2 separate regions of the Homo sapiens genome follow, and region 2 is linked to region 1. A link is an interaction called in ENCODE POLR2A ChIA-PET data of the cell type or tissue named here. Cell type or tissue: PC-9. All regions are shown on one strand. Each heading gives the region's core, and the rest is flanking DNA. Links, peaks and the distances in the headings are about the cores only.

Evidence for each region. Peaks named below come from ENCODE experiments on the same cell type or tissue, not always from the same donor. Only the 100,000 strongest peaks of a DNase experiment are listed, where the experiment ranks them.
Region 2: POLR2A ChIA-PET joins it to region 1 with 14 read pairs; 2 of 35 experiments call an interaction of 5 or more read pairs at or near these places.

Annotation. Positions count from the first base shown.
Region 1 is chr19:47,517,156-47,527,336 of GRCh38, forward strand. ZNF541 (zinc finger protein 541) reads right to left here. Exons shown (of 17, transcript NM_001277075.3): 15 at 4,699-4,839; 16 at 4,324-4,499; 17 at 3,535-4,222. The coding sequence ends at 4,069. Among named protein-coding and RNA genes, the nearest start is that of NAPA, 7.2 kb to the left of the region's middle. RefSeq lists a silencer at 1,057-1,351. In PC-9, for the core only: no CTCF peak of the experiment used is centred there; no DNase peak of the experiment used is centred there.
Region 2 is chr19:47,785,012-47,795,192 of GRCh38, forward strand. It overlaps the pseudogene RPL23AP80. Among named protein-coding and RNA genes, the nearest start is that of SELENOW, 11 kb to the left of the region's middle. In PC-9, for the core only: CTCF peaks have their summits at 3,999, 5,461 and 5,661; DNase peaks (open chromatin) are centred at 5,040 and 5,500; H3K4me3 peaks cover 575 bases; H3K27ac peaks cover 1,056 bases.

The sequences.
Region 1 (10,181 bases), core at 1,157-9,156:
ACTCCGTCTCAAACAAATAACACTGTCAAGTCATCAAAACAAGGAAAGCCTGAGAAACCATCACAGCCAAGGAGACGTGACTGCTAAATGTAATGTCTTACCTTCGGTGGGATCCTGGAACAGAAGGGCATTGAGTTAAAAAACCAAGGAAATTGGCCGGGTGCGGTGGCTCATACCTGTAATCCCACCACTTTGAGAGGCTGAGGCGGGTGGATCACCTGAGGTCAGGAGTTCCAGACCAGCCTGGCTAACATGGAGAAACACTGTCTCTACTAAAAATACAAACATTAGCTGGGCCTGGTGGAGGGCGCCTATAGTCCCAGCTACTCAGGAAGCTGAAGCAGAATTGCTTGAACCCAGGAGGTGGAGGTTGTGGTGAGCCGAGATTGTGCCACTGTGCTACAGCCTGGGTGACAGAGTGAGACTCCATCTCAAAACAAACAAAAACACTAAGGAAATCTAAATAAACTATGAAGTTTAGTTAATAATATTGTGCCATACTGGTTCATACGTGGTAATAAATGTACCATTCTAATATAAGATGTTAATCATAGGGGAAACTGGGGTATGTGGGAATTTTTTTTTGCTGTCATTGCAGTTTTTCTACAAATCTAAAACTATCCTAAAAATCTTCTTTAAATAAAACAGTTTCCAAGGCCGTACCCACAATGGTTCCAATTCTGAGTCTGTGGTGGGTCACAGGAATCTGCATTTTTAAAAAACAGAACCCTATATAATTAGGATGCAGCCAGACCTGGTGGTTCATGCCTGTAATCCCAACACTCTGGGAGACCAAGGCGGGAGGACCGCTTGAGCCTAGGAGTTAAGGACCAACCTAGGCAAAAAGCAAGATCCTATCTCCACAAAATTAAAAAAATTTTAATTACTCCTTGGGAGGCTGAGGTGGGAGGATTGTTTGACCCCAGGAGTTTGAGGCTGCAGTGAGCTATGACTGTGCCACTGCACTCCAACCGGGACAACAGAGTGAGACCCTGTCTCATCTCAAAAAAAAAAAAAAGTAAAATTAGGATGCAGATAATCCCGGGACCACAGTTTGAGAAACCGCTATTATCTAGGGGGTTGGCTGAGCCGAGCAAGGCATAAGAAGCCTTCCCCCAACTCTCTTCATACATGAATAGACTTGCCTGGACCACCTACTTGTGGTTGCCACTGTGTCCTGACCACAGAGCAGGTGGGGGTGAGCCTGGATTACCACAAGCGGTTTTGGTTCCATGTCTGTCAAAGCAACACTATGTAAAAGCTTCTGTTTAAGCTGTTCCATTTCAGGGTAATTTGTCATGCAGCAACAGATAATATAACCCCTCAGCCTTTTCAACCAGGGAATTTTTTTCCATTTCCAGAGTTCATTGGATTTATTTAGGATGGGATCCAAACAATATTAGCAATCACATGAGAGCTTGTTAACTAGTAGCCATTCAGTTCTTATGGTGCACCCTCCCAAGTGCTTAATTTACATTTTATTTCTATTTATTTATTTATTTTGACATGGAGTCTTGCTCTGTTGCCCAGGCTGGAGTGCAGTGGCACGATCTCTGCTCACTGCAACCTCTGCCTCTGGATTCAAGCAATTCTTGTGCCTTAGCCACCCAAGTAGCTGGGATTACAGTCATGTACCACCACACCTGGCTAATTTTGTATTTTATATTTTTAGTAGAGATGGGGTTTCACCATGTTGGCCAGGCTGGTCTCGAGCTCCTGACCTCAAGTGATCCGCCCACCTTGGACTTCCAAAGTGCTGGCATTACAGGCGTAAGCCACCACGCCTGGCCATAATTTACATTTTATTTAACTGATAGGTTGCGGGGGTTGAGGAGGGGCAATTTTCATCCCATTTTACAGATTGAGAAAACTGAGGCTCCCACAGGGAAAGTGATTCGCCCTAGTTTACAAGGAGGTAAGAGGAGCCAGGATGGAATTGAGGTTCATCTCACACCTGAACCCTTTCCCTTAACTGCAGTGTTCCAACTGCTTCAAACTCAGCGTCCACCTCTGCCCCACTCCCAGCCAATCTTTAAGCCTTAGCTGATAGGTGGGCCCTCTGTGAAACCTTCTCACGCTGCCGTCTACTTTCCCAGCTCTTCAGAACACGGCTCACCCTATCATAGACACGATCACACCCTGATGCAATCAATCCTCTGCAGTCAATTCCCCATCTGAGCTAATGGCATCAACTACAGCTGCTCAGGCTCAAACCTGCCCTGCTGGCCTTGATCTGTCCTTTCCTTGACCACCTCCCACTGATGTGTGAGCCACTGACAACTCTGTCGCCCAGGCTGGAGTGCAGTGGCGCGATCTTGGCCCACTGCAACCTCCACCTCCCAGGTTCAAGTGATTCTCCTGCCTCAGCCTCCTGAGTAACTGGGACTACAGGTGTTCACCATCATGCCTGGCTAATTTTTTTGCATTTTTAGTAGAGACGGAGTTTCACCATGTTGGCCAGGCTGGTCTCAAACTCCTGACCTCAAATGATCCACCTACCTTGACCTCCCAAAGTGCTGGGATTACAGGTGTGAGCCACTGCGGAGCCTACCTTTCTTTTCTTTCTTTCTTTCTGATGGAGTCTTCCTCTACCAGGCCGAAATGCAGTGACGCAATCTCGGTTCACTGCAATCTCCACCTCCCAGGTTCAAGCGATTTTCCTACCTCAGCCTCCCAAGTCACTGGGATTATAGTCATGTGGCACCACACCCAGCTAATTTTTGTATTTTTAGGAGAAATGGGGTTTCACCATGTTGGCCACAATGGTCTTGATCTCTTGACCTCATGATCCGCCCGCCTTGGCCTCCCAAAGTGCTGGGATTAGTGGAGAGAGCCACTGCACCTGGCCATGGAGCTGCATCTTGAGTGGTCTAGGCTAACTGTGGTCATTTCCCTTCTCACTAACAGGGATCAGTTTAGAAGCGAACACAGGCTCAATGAGACATACGGGCATCTGCTGGGAGCTGTTAAAAGTTTTCCTCACTCTTAAAAAGGGAGGCAGGGAGGGGGGCTGTTTTCTCTTCTTTCCCCCGCCGCCCGCCCCCTGCCGGTCTGGATTTTGGTTCGAGGTTATTCTCGCCTCTGCTGGAGCCCTCGTTCTGCCCCTGCCCCTGCCCCTGCCAGGGGTCCCTGATTTCAAGGCTGAGCCCCTACTGGGACAGCCAAACTCCATGATTGTTTAAATCAACACCAACTCTTCTGTTACAGTCAAAAGCATTTCCAGTACCATGACCTAAAATCACCTTGTTTGCTTATTACTGCTACCTTCCTGCTCCTACAAGAGAAGGTCCGTGAGGAAAAGGGCCTCTCTTGCTTCACTATCCCTGTTGTACGGATTGGCAACGTCCAGTGCATTCTACAGCAGGTGCTTCGTAGATGTTTGCTGAATGAATGTCCAAATCAACATGCCCGTGTTCTCCCCAAGGCCCCCAGCCCCCAGGGCAGGCCACAGCTGACTCACCTCCTGCCCTTAGCACGTGGTGGGGTTCCTAAGCCTTTATTGGATCAATAGGCAGGGAAGTCAAAGACAGCAGCTCAAGAACCCAATTTAATCAGATTTACGAGTTGACATGTACAAAAAACACCGAACAATGCAGAATTCATCGCAAGACTAGGGACTGAATCTGGAAGGTAGAGTCCCCGCCCCAGGGAGGGGCCCAGCGTGTTGGAGATCTCAAGGTTTTTTCCCACTGATTCTCTAAGTCTTGGCCTTATCTAACACATGAAACCAAACCCCACAACTGAGGCTAAGATTTAAGAGCTACCCAGAGCTAAATTTTCCCCTCCCCAAGCCTCCCTGCTCTAGAAGTGGAAGGGAAAGAAGGGGAGAGACTATGAACCTAAGGAGAGTGGAGCCTCCAGCACCACCGGACAGGGACTGCATAGCTGTCCGACAACTGAGCTCCTCCTGCCTATCTGTGGCCAAATGCCCTCCATGTTTGCAGGCAGGTTGGCCAACAGGGGACAGGGAGGGTGGGGGGAGGCAGAGGGGTGCCCCAAACGCCCTGGAGAGGCCGAAGGGAGGAGGGGCAGCACTGGAGGCCCCATTCGGACTTGCTGCCACGGGAGTCACCACTGCAGGGGGCCGATGTCAGCTCCCAGCTCCTCTTCCTTTAGCTGGAAGGGCTTCACTGGCCACTTCACCCTGATGATGGGCTCCACGTGGTCCTGAAGGCGGTGCCGCTTCATATGGGCATTTCGACTCTTGATCTTGTCAAACACCCTGAGGAGTCACCAGAGGACATGGGGTCAGAGCAGGGAGGAAGGGATCACAGGGGCTGAGGCTGGGAGCCCTGGGAGTGTTTCCAGGAGAAAGCTGGGTACCTTTCACACTCTCTGCATGGAAAAATGCCCTGGCTCTCTGCACTTCCCAACAGCTCGGGGGTCCGCTTGGAGCCTGCATTTGGGCTGGAGCTGAGGATGGACTCCCTCCTATAACTCTTGGTCTTTAACTTGGGAGTTGGATGGTGGCTGGGTCTCTCCCGAGGGCTGCATGGGACCTGCAGAGGGAGCAAAAGTGACATAAGGGTGCTGACCTGTCCTGCTGTAAGAGAGACACAGAGCTGGGGGCATACGTGTCTCCTGCAGGAAAACCCTTCCATCAGGAGCACCCCCGCCCTCTGACCCCACCGTCCAACTCAACGGGTAGCAGGCACTGGGAGGAGAGAAGAGCTCCCGACACAGCCCTGGTTCCTCTACCTTTTCCTCTGTCCTTTCCACTTCCTCCGGCTCTCTCTTGACCCTCTTTTCTAGCCCTGGGGCTCGGCCACAGTCAAACTTGATCATTTTTTTCCAGATGTAATAATACTCAACGCACTGAGCTACCGTCTTTGTCTGGATCTAGTGAAAGAAAACAAGCAGGCTGTGGCTGTGCCACGCGGGCCCTGGGAGTGTGACCTTGCCATTGGGCCGGCCGCCTCCTTTGGAAAGCCCTCCGGAAGCACCTCTTCCTTTGGCTTGGCGTTACCACTCACCACAAAGGCACAGGACCACAAAATCCTTCCTGGGGACGAGGGCGTTCAAACTGGAGCCACATAGTAGCCACCAGTACCTAAGCCTGCACACTCTGAGCAGCCATTCCAGCTCAGGAATTCTTTCCTAAGGAAGATGGGCACAAAGGTTGCACCAGGGATGCCAACTGTGACATCATGCTAATAAATCGGAATGCTCTCTGCAGGCAGAATACCACACAGACATTACAACAGCTAGGCAGAGCCTCTAAAGTCTTGGCAGGAAGTGACCCACTCTAGAAGAAGGGGAGGTTTTGAGTGCACAGTGTGAACCTAGGGGATTATTTTCCCGTTCCTCCACTAAGAAAGGATCCCACTAAAAATAACTTCTGTTAAAAACAAAAGGGAAGCTGGGCTTGGTGGCTCACGCCTGTAATCCCAGCACTTTGAGAGGCTGAGGCAGGAGGACGACTTGAGGTCAGGAGTTCAAGACCAGCCTGGGCAACATAGCAAGACCCCATCTCTACAGAATTTTTAAAAAATTAGCCAGTCATGGTGGTGCATGCCTGTGGTCCCAGCTACTTAAGATGCTGAGGCGAGATGATCGCTTGAGCCCAGGTGTTCAAGGCTGCAGTGAGCCTTTTTTTTTTTTTTTTTTTTGAGACAGAATCTCGCTCTGTCGCCCAGGCTGGAGTGCAATGGCACGATCTTGGCTCACTGCAACCTCCGCCTCCCGGGTCCAAGTGATTCTCCTGCCTCAGCCTCCTGAGTAGCTGGGATTATAGGTACCCTCCATCATGCCCACCTAATTTTTGTATCTTTGTAGAGACAGGGTTTCACCATGTTGGCCAGGCTGGTCTTGAACTCCTGACCTCAGGTGATCTGCCTGCCCCGACCTCCCAAAGTGCTGGGATTACAGGCCTGAACCACCGCACCCGGCCAGCAGTGAGCTATGATAGTGTCACGGTACTCCAGAGCGAGTATCTTTTTTTTTTTTCACTGCAACCTCCACCTCCCAGGTTCAAGCAATTCCTCTGCCTCAGCCTCCCGAGTAGCTGGGACTATAGGCGCGCACCACCATGCCCAGCTATTTTTTTGTGTTTTTAGTAGAGACGGGGTTTCACCTTATTGGCCAGGCTGGTCTCGAACTCCTGACCTTGTGATCTACCTGCCTCAGCCTCCTAAAGTGCTGGCATTACAGGCGTGAGCCACCGCGCCCGGCGAGCGTCTCTTTTAAAAAAAAAAAAAAAAAAAAAAAGGAAAAGTTTAATTGCTCTAGGAAGAAAATTTCTTGGGAAATTAAATCGGCTATTGAGCGAACTCCAGAAAAGACATTCTCCACCCAAATGTTTTTCAGCTTTGTGAGTATTCACAAACGAGGAGTCAAAACAGCACAAACTCTGCCTAAGAGACATCACTAAGTTTAAAAAAAAGTTGGACTTCTGCTTCTGAACAAGATGGAGCAACAGAACCAGATTTACCCTCTCGTCCAAAACAATGAAAACACAGAGTCAAAATATAAACAATGTTTGGCAAGACACCAGGCGTCATTCAACAAAGGGCAGTGAACCCTGACAGGAAGCAAGCTGCCACCGCTCCAGCTTATCAACTTGTGTTTCCAGGCCACCACCCAGGCAGGGGCAATTTAGGCAGAACCCAGCAGGACTTAGGGAGCTGAGGTGGAGCACAGTGCCTCCGGAGACCACGGCGGTAGAGCCCACAGGACAGAGGATGGGAGAGGAGAGAGCTACACACAGAACATTCCAGAGATGGGGAGCAAATTTCCCCCAAGAACTCACCCAAAGACTGCCCAGCACATGCATGGGAAGAGACCAGCCAAAGCTGGGCAAAGAGCCATCCAAAAGGATGAGAGGGGAAAGTGTGTGCTGCTCCTACAGGGCCAGGAAGAGTGCCCGTTCCCACAGCCAGAGTGGGAAATTTTATGATGCAGGGGGCACTGGGTAGGGCAGTGACACAGTCTTGCCTCAGTAAGGAGAAATAATCAGCCTTAGAGAAGAGCTATGCTGGTCCCATCTAAAAAATCTAAAACTGAACCTAAAAGTAACTGTGTCCCAGAACAAAACTCAAGAATATTTACAAGGCTGCAAAAATATCCAGCATCCAACAGCTAACATTCACAATGCCCGTGATCTGGTGAAAATCACCATGCACGCAAAGACGCAGGATAACACGGCACATCAGGAGGAGAAAACCCAATGTATCAAAGTCAACCCACCAGAGACACAGGTGTTAGAATGAGCAGGGAAGGACATGAAAGGTTACCATAACTGTTTAATATATGTTCAAAGAGTTATGCCAGAGGCCAGGCGCGGTGGCTCACTTGAAATCCCAGCACTTTGGGAGGCCGAGGCAGGAGGATCACCTGAGGTCAGGAGTTTGAGACCACCCTGGCCAACATGGGGAAACCCCATCTCTACTAAAAATACAAAAAATTTAGCCGGGTGTGGTGGCACGCACCTGTAATCCCAGCTACTCAGGAGGCTGAGGCAGCAGAATCGCTTGAACCCAGGAGGTGGAGGTTACAGTGAGCTGAGATCGTACCACTGCACTCCAGACTGGGTGACATAGCGAGACTCTGTCTAAAAAAAAAAAAAAAAAAAGAGTTATACCAGAGCTAGGTGTGATTGCACACACCTGTAGTCCCAGCTACTCAAAGTTGGAGGATCACTTGAGCCCAGGAGGTCAAAGGGTGCAGTGAACTATGATCACACCCCTGTACTCCAGCTTGGGCGACAGAGTGAGATCCTAGATCTTAAAAGAAATAAGAACCAGTAAAACCTTCAAAACACTGCTAAGAGAAATTAAAGATGATGCATAGAGACACAGCCCCTGTTCATGAGTCAGAAACTGAATGTTGTTAGAATGTCAACTCTCCTTGGCTGGGTGCGGTGGCTCACGCCTGTAATCCCAGCACTTTGGGAGGCTGAGGCAGGTAGATCACCTGAGGTCAGGAGTTCAAGATCAGCCTGGCCAACATGGTGAAACCCTGTCTCTACTAAAAATACAAAAATTAGCCAGGTGTGGTTGTGCGCACCTGTAATCCCAGCTACTCGGGAGGCTGAGGTACGAGAATCGCTTGAACCCGGGAGGTGGACGTTGCAGTGAGTGAAGAGCGCGCCACTGCACTCCAGCCTGGGCAACGAGAGTGAAACTCTGTCTCCAAAAAAAAAAAAAAGTCAACTCTCCTCAATTGGCCTATAGAGCCAATGCAGTACCAATCAAAATCCTAGCAGGTTTTTTGTTTTGTTTTGTTTTGTTTTTTTTGGTAAAAATGGATAAGCTACTTAGAAAGTTCATATGGTAATACATGATCTTAAGACTTAGAAAGCTACAGTAGTAAAAACAGTATGGTATTACATTTTTTTGTCTTTTCAACAAAAGGTACAAATGAATATCCACATGCAAAAAATGAACTTTAACTCATACTTTACACCATATACAAAAATTAACACAAACTGAATTGTAAACCTAATTGTAAAACCTAAAACTATAAAACTTCTAGAGAAGGCCGGGCAAGGTGGCTCACGCCTGTAATCCCAGCACTTTGGGAGGCCGAGGCGGGCAGATCACGAGGTCAGGAGATAGAGACCATCCTGGTTAACACGGTGAAACCCCGTCTCTACTAAAAATACAAAAAATTAGGCGGGCATGGTGGTGGCATGTGCCTGTAGTCGCAGCTACTCGGGAGGCTGAGGCAGGAGAATGGCATGAACCTGGAAGGCGTAGCTTGCAGTGAGCCAAGATCTCGCCACTGCACTCCAGTCTGGGCGACAGAGCGAGACTCCGTCTCACAAAAAAAAAAAAAAAAAAAAAAAACTTCTAGAGAAAACAAGGGGAAAATCTTTGTGGTTGGGTTAGGCAAAGAATTCTTAGATACAACACCAAAAGCACAGTCCATAAAAGAAAAATTAATAAATGACTTCATCAAAATGACAAAATTTTTCTTTAAAAGACATTGTTAAGAGATTAAAAAGCTACAGATTGGGAGAAAACATTCACAAAGCATGGATCTGGATAAATGACGTGTCCTGAATCAATAAAGAACTGCTGTAACTCAATAATAAAAACACAGCCGGCTGGGCGCGGTGGCTCACGCCTGTAATCCCAGCACTTTGGGAGGCCAAGGTGGGCAGATCACCTGAGGTTGGGAGTTCGAGACCAGCCTGGTCAACATAGCAAAACCCCGTCCCTACTAAAAATACAAAAATTAGCCAGGCGTGGTAGCAGGCGCCTGTAATCCCAGCTACTCAGGAAGCTAAGGCAGGAGCATCGCTTGAACCTGGGAGGCAGAGGTTGCAGTGAGCATGGATTGCGCCACTGCATTCCAGCCTGGGCAACAGAGTGAGACTCCATCTCAAAAAAAAAAAAAAAAAAAGAAAACACAGACATCTCAATAAAAACATATGCAAGAGATATGAACAGACACCTCACCAAATAAGGCATACAGACAGCAAACAGGCCCATGAAAAGATGCTCAGCATCGTCAGTTGTGAAGGAAACACAATGCGATGCCACCACACTGTCATGAGAATGGCTGGAATTAAAAGGACTGGCCCTACCCAGGGCTAGCGAGTTTGTGGAGCAACTAGAAATCTCTTTTCCTGCCGGTAGGAATGTGAAATGATACAACTACTTTGGAAAATTGTTTGGCGGTTTCTTAAAAAGTTAAGCATACACCTACTAAGTCATTCCATTCCTGGTATTTACTCCTCTAGAAAACAAAGTACATGTCCATACCAAGACTGGTACCTGAATGTTCATAACGAATTTATTTATAGTCATCCCAAACTGGAAACCACTCAAATGTCCACCAACAGGCAAATGATTCTTTAAACCGTGGTACATCCACCCAGTGGAATACTATTCAGCAGTGAAAAGGGGAGACCTATCAATACCTGGAACATGGATGAACTCAAAATCATGATGCTGAGTGTGAGAAAGCTGGACCAAGTAGAGTCCATACTGTGTGACTACTCCATTTATAGCAAACTCTAGGAAATGAAAACGAATTTACAGTGCCCTGGCAGATCAGTGCTGACTGAGGACAGGGGGTGCAATGGGGAGTGATTACTATGTGGCAGGAGGAGATTCAGGGCTGAGGGACATGCTCATTATCTTGACTGTGGTGATGGTTTCCCAGGTATAGTATCAATATGTCAAAACTTAGCAAATCTTATTATACTGCAATTATGTGCAATTTTGTATACATCC
Region 2 (10,181 bases), core at 1,389-9,388, 270 kb after region 1:
TGAGACGGAGTCTTGTTCTGTCGCCCAGGCTGGAGTGCAGTGGTGCGATCTTGGCTCACTGCAACCTCCGCCTCCCGGTTCCAGCGATTCTCCTGCCTCAGCCTCCCATGTAACTGGAATTACAGATGCCCGCCACCACACCCAGCTAATTTTTTGTATTTTTAGTAGCGATGGGGTTTCACCATGTTGGCCAGACTGGTCTCAAACTCCTGACCTTGTGACCCTCCCGCCTCGGCCTCCCAAAGTGCTGGGACTACAGGTATGAGCCACCGCGCCGGACGTAATTTTTGGATTTTGTAATAGAGACAGGGTTTCACCATGTTGGCCAGGCTCGTCTTGAACTCCTGACCTCAGGGGATCCTCCCGCCTTGGCCTCCCAAAGTGCTGGGATTATAGGCGTGAGCCACCATGCCCGGCTGTTTTTGTAACTATTGATAGCCATGAAGTGCATGGACACTTTCCTCAAATCAGGTACAATTCTAAACTGTTTCACTCTCAAACCTTGACCCACTCATTCTGGGAGGACAGAAATAAAATTGTTCCTCCCCCAAGTCAAATGCTGCGACTCCTGAAACCCACCACATTCCATGGATCTCTGCTCAGTGACATCTGGGAAACACAAGACAGCCATCAACAATAGCAACAAGAGGCCGGGTGCAGTGGCTCACGCTTGTAATCCGGCACTTTGGGAGGCCAAGGTGAGCAGATTGCTTGAGGCCAAGAGTTCAAGACCAGCCTGGGCAACATGGTGAAACCCCACCTCTACTAAAATTAGCCCAAGTGTGGTGGCAGGTGCCTGTAATCCCAGCTACTCGCCACCTGCCACTAGGTTGAGAACCGCTTCAACCTGGGAAGCAGAGGTTGCAGTGAGCTGAGATCGTGCCACTGCACTCCAGCCTGGGCGACACACTGAGACACTGTCTCAAAAAACAAAAAAACCCCAAACCAAATGAACAATAGCAACAAGAAACAAGCCCCCACATGGCTTCATTTCTAATGATTCTGAGGATTTTCTTAGTATGACAGTCCTTTGGTGGTATAGTTCTTTATTTTTTTTCTAAGACAGGTTCTCTGTCACCCAGGCTAGAATGCTGTGGTAGGATCATGGCTCACTGCAGCCTCGACCTCCTGGGCTCAAGTGATCCTCCTGCTTCAGCCTCCTGTGTATCTGGAATCACAGGCACATGCCATCATGCCTGGCTCTTTTTTTTTTTTTTTTTTAGAGATGGGGTCTTGCTATTTTGCCCAGGTGGTCTCAAACTCCTGGCCTCAAGTGATCCTCCTCCTTTGGCCTCCCAAAATGCTGGGATTACAGGCGTGAGCCACGGAGCCTGGCCTGGTGGTGTAGTTCTTTTTTTTTTTTTTTTTTGAGATGGAGTCTCGCTGTGTCGCTGAGGCTGGAGTGTAGTGGCGCGATCTTAGCTCACTGCAACCTCCACCTCCCTGGTTCAAGCAATTCCCCTGCCTCAGCTCCTGAGTAGCTGGGATTACAGGCATATGTCACCACGCCTGGCTAATTTTGTGTGTGTGTGTGTGTGTGTGTGTGTTTTGTTTTTCTTTTTTCAAGTAGAGATGGGGTTTCACCATGTTGGCCAGACTGGTCTCAAACTCCTGACCTCAGGCGATCCCCCCGCCTCGGCCTCCTAAAGTGTTGGAATTACAGGCGTGAGCCACCGCACCGGGCCCTGGTGGTGTAGTTCTAAGCTAGGTAGAGAGAGATCACAGAGAGTGGCATCTGAACATCTGAGACTCAATGGAGGTTGACCGTAATCCCATTTGCCAACTGGTCTCACATTTGGGGTCAGCCCAGTATCAACATCCTCAGCTGTCAGCACTCCACCTGTTAGCCAAGGCACACTGTGGCACCCATTCATCATTTAAATGACACAAGACTTTTCAGTTCTTTGTTTAAGCAAGAATTCTGGCAGGGCTGGGCTAGGTTGGCTTATGCTTCAGTGGGAACCTAAATCTAAACGAACCTAAAGCAGAACGAACCTAAATCTCCATGGATGAACACAGCACATGCAAAGCCCTCTCCAGAGCAACAGTTCTCCTGCTTCTAGTCAGGAATCTAGCGCAATGTTGTCCAATAGAACTTTCTGCACGATGGAATTTTTCTCTTTTTTTGTTTTTTTGAGATGGAGTTTCACTCTTGTTGCCCAGGCTGGAGTGCAATGGTGGGACCTTGGCTCACTGCAACCTCTACCTCCTGGGTTCAAGCAATTGTTCTGCCTCAGTCTCCCAAGTAGCTGAGATTACAGGCGCCTGCCTGTAGCTACCATGCCTGGCTAATTTTTTTTTTAATGTATTTTTAGTAGAGATGGGGTTTTACCACGTTGGCCAGGTTGGTCTCAAACGCCTAACCTCAGGTGGTCCACCCACCTCGGCCTCCCAAAGTGGTGGGATTACAGGCGTGAGCCACCGTGCCGGCTAGCATGATGGAATTTTTCCATATCTGCCCTGCCCAACACCATAGCAACTGACTTCATGTTACTGGTGACAACTTGAAATGTGACACGACCAAGGAACTGAATGATTATATTTGGCCGGGCGCAGTGGCTCACGCCTGGAATCCCAGCACTTTGGGAGGCTAAGCTGGGAGGATCACTTGAGCCCTGGAGTTTGAGACCAGCCTGGGCAACATAGTGAGAACCTGTCTCTACAAAAAATACAAAAAACAGCTGGGCATGGTGGTGCATGCCTGTAATCTCAGCTTCTTGGGAGGCTGAGGTGGGAGGATTGCTTGAGCCCGGGAGGTCGAGGCTGCAGTGATCTGTGATGGCACCACTGCACTCCAGCCTGGGCGACAGAGTGAGTGCCTGTCTCAAAAAAAAAAAAAAAAAGAAAAATAACATTCAACCCATGTAATATGTGGCTAGTTGTTATCGGACTGTGCAATTCTGTTATTCTGTTGCTGCACCTGGCCCCAAAGCAGCTTTAGTAGACAGAGCGGAGACAGCGTAGGCAATCTTGCATTGGCTTTTCTTTTCTCTTTTCTTTCATTTTTTTTTTTGAGACAGAGTCTTGCTCTGTTGCCCAGGCTGGAGTCCAGTGGCATGATCTTGGTTCTCTGCAACCTCCACCTCCGGGGTTCAAGCGATTCTCTTGCCTCAGCCTCCTGACCAGGTGGGACTACAGGCGCACGTCACCACGCCCAGCTAATTTTTGTATTTTTAGTAGAGACGAGGTTTCACCGTGTTGGCCAGGCTGGTCTCAAAGTCTTGACCTGGTGATCCACCCTCCTTGGCCTCCCAAAGTGCTGGATTACAGATGTGAGCCACTGTTCCCGGCCTGCTTTTCTTTTTTTTAAAGAGACGAAGGTATCGCTGTGTCGCCCAGGCTGGAGTGTTAGTGGCATGATCACGGTTCACTGCAGCCTGGAAGTCCTGGGCTCAAGCGATCTTGCCACCTCAGCCTCCGTAGTAGCTGGGACTACAAGCGCACCACCACTTCCAGCTAATTTATTTTTTTTCATTTTGTTGGGGAACTGGGCGAGGATGGGGCAGGGTGGGAGGCCTTGCTATGTTGCTCAGGCTGGTCTCGAACCTGGCCTCAAGCGATCTTTCCCGCTTCGGCCTTCAGAGCAGGCATTGGCTGCTAAAAGCATCAGCCAGGAAGTGATGCGTATCAGCTTTCGTCACAGCCCATTGGCCAGAACCAGTTACGCAGCCCCGCCCACTTTGAGAACCCCTACCACGAAACCCCTGCCTACCTGCAGAACTTGGCTGGGGAACTTAGTCTTCCTGTGTTTAGGAAAGGGATGAGAACTTGAAAACTTGGTGAGCACTACAAATATCTACCAGGGCTCTTATTTTAATCGTACCGTATGCATGAAAACGCCAGCATCGGATTTTGGCGTAATCAAGACAATTCACACCTTCAAAGAATTCAGCCTGACCATCACCCAGCCTGAAAAGGGGAGACACCGTGAATTCCTTTCTAACAGCGACAGCATGTGGCCGCGTCTGAGAACTGCATCTTCTCAGTTCACCTCGGATCACCGCGGAAGACCAGGAATCACTGTGGAATCCCTGTGGGTCACCAGGAATCACTTCCGGTCATCTAGATTTTAGGGTAGTCAAGTGAATCACCATCTTTGAATTGGTGACATGACACTTTCTTTTTAAAACTTAAAAATTAAAATTTAGCCGTGCGCGGTGGCTTACGCCTGTAATCCCAGCGCTTTGGGAGGCCGAAGAGGGCGGATCACGAGGTCAAGAGATCTAGACCAGTCTGGCCAACATGGTGAAACCCCGTCTCTACTAAAAATGCAAAAATGAGCCGGGCGTCGTAGCTCCCAGCTACTCGGGAGGCTGAGGCAGGAGAATCGCTTGAAGTCGGGAGGCGGAGGTTGTAGTGAGCTGAGATCGCGCCACTGCACTCCAGCCTGGGTGAGAGTGAAAAAAAAAAAAAAAATTAAAATTTTTCTAGGTACATAGTAGGTGTATATATTTATGGGGGACATGGGCTATTTTGATACAGGCATCCAATGCATACTAATAACATCAGGGTAAATGAGTTATCTATCCCCTCAAGCATTTAACTTTTGTGTTACAAATAATCCAATTAAACTCTTTTTTTTTCTTTTTTCTTTTTTTGAGACGGAGTCTTGCTCTGTCCCCCATGCTGGAGTGCAGTGGCAAGATCTCGGCTCACCGCAACCTCCGCCTCCTGGGTTCAAGCGATTCTCCTGCCTCAGCCTCCCGAGTAGCTGGGATTACAGGCATGCGCCACCACGCCCGGCTAATTTTTGTATTTTTAGTAGAGATGGGGTTTCACCATGTTGGCCAGGATGGTCTCGATCTCTTGATCTTGTTTATCCGCCCGCTTCGGCCTCCCAAAGTGCTGGGATTACACGCGTTAACCACCGCACTTGGCCTTTTTCTGTATTTTTAGTAGAGGCGGGGTTTCACCATGTTGGCCAGGCTGGCCTCAAATTCCTCACCTCAGGTGATCCACCCACCTCGGCCTCCCAGAGTGCTGGGATTACAGGTGTGAGTCACTGTGCCCGGCCACACAGGCGTGAGCCACACTGCGCCTGGCCAGGAGATTCTTTTTAATTTAGCAGTTTTCAGAATATTAAATTGGAGCCTCAACAACTTTCTCTAGTTTTTTTTTTCTCTCTTTTTTGAGGACCATTGTGAACCAATGGACTTTCATGCATCTGACGTCTTTCAATTCATTGCAGCTCTTCTTTGTAAGCTCAAGTTGTTCAGCCTTTGGTTTCTTTTCTTTTCTTTTAAAAAATATTATTATAGAAACGGGGTCTTGCTATGTTGCCTGGCTGGTCTCGAATTCCTGGGCTCCGGCGATTTGCCCGCTTCGACCTCCCAAAGCAGGAGGGGCTTTTGTTTTATCCAAGCTCTCTGTCCCCGCCCCCTCCCCCAGTAGCCTGTCGGGTGTCTCCTGCCTCCAAATCGGATCTAATTCTCTCTCTGCTCTGCTGAGACTGGCCCTGGCTTAAGAGGACTGGAACACTTGCTACATGGGACCAGGACAGGGTCAGAGAACCAGCGCCGGGGAGACCCAAGGGCCAGGATTGCCACCAGGGGGCAGCAGAGAGGCAGAGTAGCAGAAGGAAGAGGTGGGGGTGCTTCCATCTGACGGCGGGCAGTGGGAGGGCGGGGTGGTGGATGAGGAGGGGATGGTATAGAGGGAACAGTCCTCCCACCCCCACCAGAGTGGGTTAACAGTACTTACATGGTCACTGGATGCGTATTGAAGAATGAGCCCGGGCTCAGTGATTCACGCCTGTAATCTCAACACTGGGAGGTTGAAATGGGAGGGTCTCTGGAGGTCAGGAGTTCGAGACCAGCCTGGGCAATGTGAAAAAACCCCGTTCCTACCAAAAATACAAAAGATTAGCCAGGCGTGGTGGCACGCGCCTGTGGTCCCAGCCACTCGGGAGGCTGAGGTGGGAGGATCCCTTGAGCCCAGGAGGTGGAGGTTACAGTGAGCTGAGATCACACCCATTGCACTCCAGCCTGGGCGACAGAGTGAGACCCTGACTCAAAAAACAAACAAACAGACGAAAAAACAACAACAACAAGATAATTGAAGAAGATGTGGGCCAGGCGAGGTGGCTCACGCCTGTAATCCCAGCACTTTGGGAGGCCAAAGTGGTTGGATCACTGGAGGTCAGGAGTTCAAGACCAGCCTAGCCAACATGGTGAAACCCCGACTCTACTAAAAACACAAAAATGGCATGGTGGTACGTGCCTGTATTCCCAGCTACTTGGGAGGCTGAGGCAGGAGAATTGCTTGAAACTGGGAGGCAGAGGTTGCACTGAGCTGAGATCGCATCACTGCACTCTAGCCCCTGGGTGACAGAGAGACTTCATCCCAAAAAAAAAAAAAAAAAGAGAGAGACTGACAGAAAAAGACCAAGAACATTCTGTATGTGATGCTATTATTAGCTATAATAATGGCAGATATGGTTTGTTGATCACTGACCATAATCAGTGTTAAGATTTACATGATTTGACTCATCTAACCCTTCTCCAAACCCTCCCTTTCACCAAAAAATCTTTCATATTAAAAATTCACAGTTTTTTTTTTTTTTGAGATGGAGTCTCACTCTGTCACCTAGGCTGGAGTGCAGTGGCATGATTTCGGCTCACTGCAACTTCTGCCTCCTGGGTTCGAGAGATTCTCCTGCCTCAGCACCCCAAGTAGCTGAGACTACAGGCACGCACCACCACACTCAGCTAATTTTTTATTTTATATTTATTTATTTTTATTTTATTTTATTTTTTTGAGATGGAGTTCCGCTCTTGCTGCCCAGGTTGGAGTGCAATGGCGCGATTTCTGCTCACTGCAACCTCTGCCTCCCAGGTTCAAGCAATTCTCCTGCCTCAGCTTCCCGAGTAGCTGGGGTTACAGGCATGTGTCACTACGCCCAGCTGATTTTGTATTTTTAGTAGAGACGGGGTTTCTCCATGTTGGTCAGGCTGTTCTCAAACTCCCGACCTCAGGTGATCTGCCCGCCTCGGCCTCCCAAAGTGCTGGGATTACAGGTATGAGCCACCGCACCAGGCCCAATTCACAGAGTTTTAAAACATCAACTTTTAAAGATAGATGCTTTCTTTACATTAGATAAAACACACTTGTCTTAAGTGTTCAGTATAATTGCTTTGATAAATGTATGCAACTGTCTGGGTGCGGTGGCTCATGCCTGTAATCCCAACACTTTGGGAGGCTGAGGCAAGAGTATCACTTGAACCCGAGAGTTCAAGAGCATCCTGGGCAACATAGCAAGACCCTGTCTCTACAAAAAATAAAAAAAAATTGGCTGGGCATGGTGGTGTGCACCTGTAGTCTTAGCTACTTGGGAGGCTGAGGTGGAAGGATCACTTGAGCCTGAGAGCTTAAGGCTGCGGTAAGCCATGTTTGTGCCACTGCACTCCAGCCTGGGTGACACAGTGAGACCCGTCTCAAAAAAGGATCAACAACAACAAAGTATACAACTATGATACCAGCACCCAAACAAGAAGCATCCATCAGCCCCCAAATTTCCCTGGGACCTTTTTGCAGTCATTTTATATTCATTCTCACACCTGCCTGGGCAACCACCAATCTGCTTTCTCTAACTATAGATTACTTCTGTCTCTTCTAGAATTTCATATAAATGAAATAGTATCATATAGAGCTTTCTGTAACTACAGATTATTTCCATATCTTCTAGAATTTCATAGAAATGAAATTGCATCACATACAACCTCTTGTGTCTGGCTTTTTTCACCCAACATAAATGATTTTGAGATTCTTCCATATCACATGTGTATCCACAGCTTGTTCCTTTTCAGTGCTGTGTTATAGTCCATTGTATGGACATACCATAATTTGCTTAACCATTCACTTGGGCTGTTTCTATTTTGGTCTTTTATGAATAAAGTTGTTATGAATATTCTTGTACAAGTCTTCCTGTGGACATATGTTTATTTCTTATTTATTATTTTTCTCGAGACAGGGTCTTGCTTTGTCACTGAGGCTGGACACAAGGCTTGCTGTGTCCTTGTCCTGGGCTCTAGTGATCCTCCCATCTCAGCCTCCTAAGTAGCTGGAATTACAAGTGTGTACCATCATGCTCAGTTAATTTTAATATTTTTATAGAGATGGGGTCTCATTATATTGCCCAGACTGGTCTCAAGCAGTCCTCCTGCCTCAGCCTCCCAAAGTTTTTTTTTTGAGACGGAGTCTTGCTCTGTCACCAGGCTGGAGTGCAGTGGCATGATCTTGGCTCACTGCAACCTCCACCTCCTGGGTTCAAGCAATTCTCCTGCCTCAGCCTCCCAAGTAGCTGGGACTACAGGCATGCACCACTACACCCAGCTAATTTTTGTATTTTTAGTAGAGATGAGGTTTCACCATGTTGGCTAGGATGGTCTCGATCTCTTGACCTTGTGATCCACTCGCCTCGGCCTCCCAAAGTGCTGGGATTTCAGGCGTGAGCCACTGCATGTGGTCCATTTTAGTTTTAATATGCATTTCCCTGATGATTTTTGATGTCATGGGCTTACTGGCCTTTTTGCATATCTTTTTTTTTTTTTTTTTTTTTTTTTGAGACGGGAGGCTGGCTCTGTCACCCAGGCTGGAGTCAGTGGCACGATCTTGGTTCACTGCAACCTCCACCTCCTGGGTTCAACCAATTCTCCAGCCTCAGCCTCTGGAGTAGCCACCACACCTAATTTTTGTATTTTTAGTAGAGACAAGGTTTCACCATGTTGGTCAGGCTGGTCTCGAACTCCTGACCTCAGGTGATCCTCCGGCCTCGGCCTCCCAAAGTGCTGGGATTACAGGCATGAGCCACCGTGCCCAGCTTTTTTTGTATTTTTAGTAGAGACAGGGTTTTGCCATGTTGCCCAGGTGGTCTTGAACTCCTGGGCTCCAGCCATCCTCCTGCCAAAGCCTCTCAAAGCGCTGGAATTACAGGCATGAGCCACTGTGCACAGCCTGGTCTAAGAAATCCTTGCTCACTCCAAGACTGTAAAAATATTCTCCTATGGATGCTTCTAGAAGCTTCCTGGTTGTAGCTTTTCATTTGGAGTGAGGTGGGAGTCAAGGTTTTTTTTGTTTTTGTTTTTGTTTTTTTTTTTTTTTTTTGAGACAGAGTTTTGCTCTTGTTGCCCAGGCTGGAGTGTAATGGCGTGATTTTGGCTCATTGCAACCTCCACCTCCCGGGTTCAAGTGATTCTCCTGCCTCAGCCTCTCGGGTAGCTGGGATTACAGTCATGCACCACCACGCCCGGCTAATTTTTTAGTAGAGATGGGGTTTCTCCATGTTGGTCAGGCTGGTCTCGAACTCCTGACCTCAGGTGATCTGCCCGCCTCAACCTCCCAAAGTACTGGGATTACAGGGGTGAGCCACCGTGCCCAGCCCAGTTTATTTTTATTTATTTACTTTTTTATGGTGAAAAGATATACATATATTGAGAATTAGCCAGCTGGACTCAGTTTAGATGATCCCAATTTTGTTGGCAACATCCAAAGCATTGTAACCAGGAGTCGGTTGAACATGTGACTTCTTCTCTCCGTCAGGCCGAATCAGAGCTTCTTCACAGCCTGTTTGATCTGGTGCTCCTTGGCTTTAACATCTATAATGAAGGCAAGTGTGTTGTTGTCGTCTGTCTTCTTCATGGCGGACTCAGTGGTCGGCGGAAACGTGATGATCGCAGAGTGGCCAAGCTTGTTTCTCCAGGGGGCGCTCTTCTGAGGATATTTGGGCTCCCTCCGGAGTCGCGCTGTCTTGGGCCGCCTGAAGGTGGGTGACCTGCGGATCTTCTCTTCTGTGTGGCTGTGGACGGCTTTCAACACTGCTTTCTTGGCCTTTAAAGCCTTCGGTTTGGCTTGGGCTTTAGGAGAGGCAGGAGCTTCCTTCGCTTTCGGCAGCATCTTGTGAAAAGACAAGGTTAATTTTTGTTTTTGACCTTTTTTTTTTTTTTTTTGAGATGGAGTCTTTGCTGGGCGTGGTGGCTCACGCCTGTAATCCCAGCACTTTGGGAGGCTGAGGTGGGCGGGTCACGAGGTCAGGAGATCAAGACCATCCTGGCTGACACGGTGAAACCCTGTCTCTACTAAAAATACAAAAAATTAGCCGGGTGTGGTGGCGGGCACCTGTAGTCCCAGCTACTCGGGAGGCTGAGGCAGGAGAATGGCGTGAACCCGGGAGGCAGAGGTTGCAG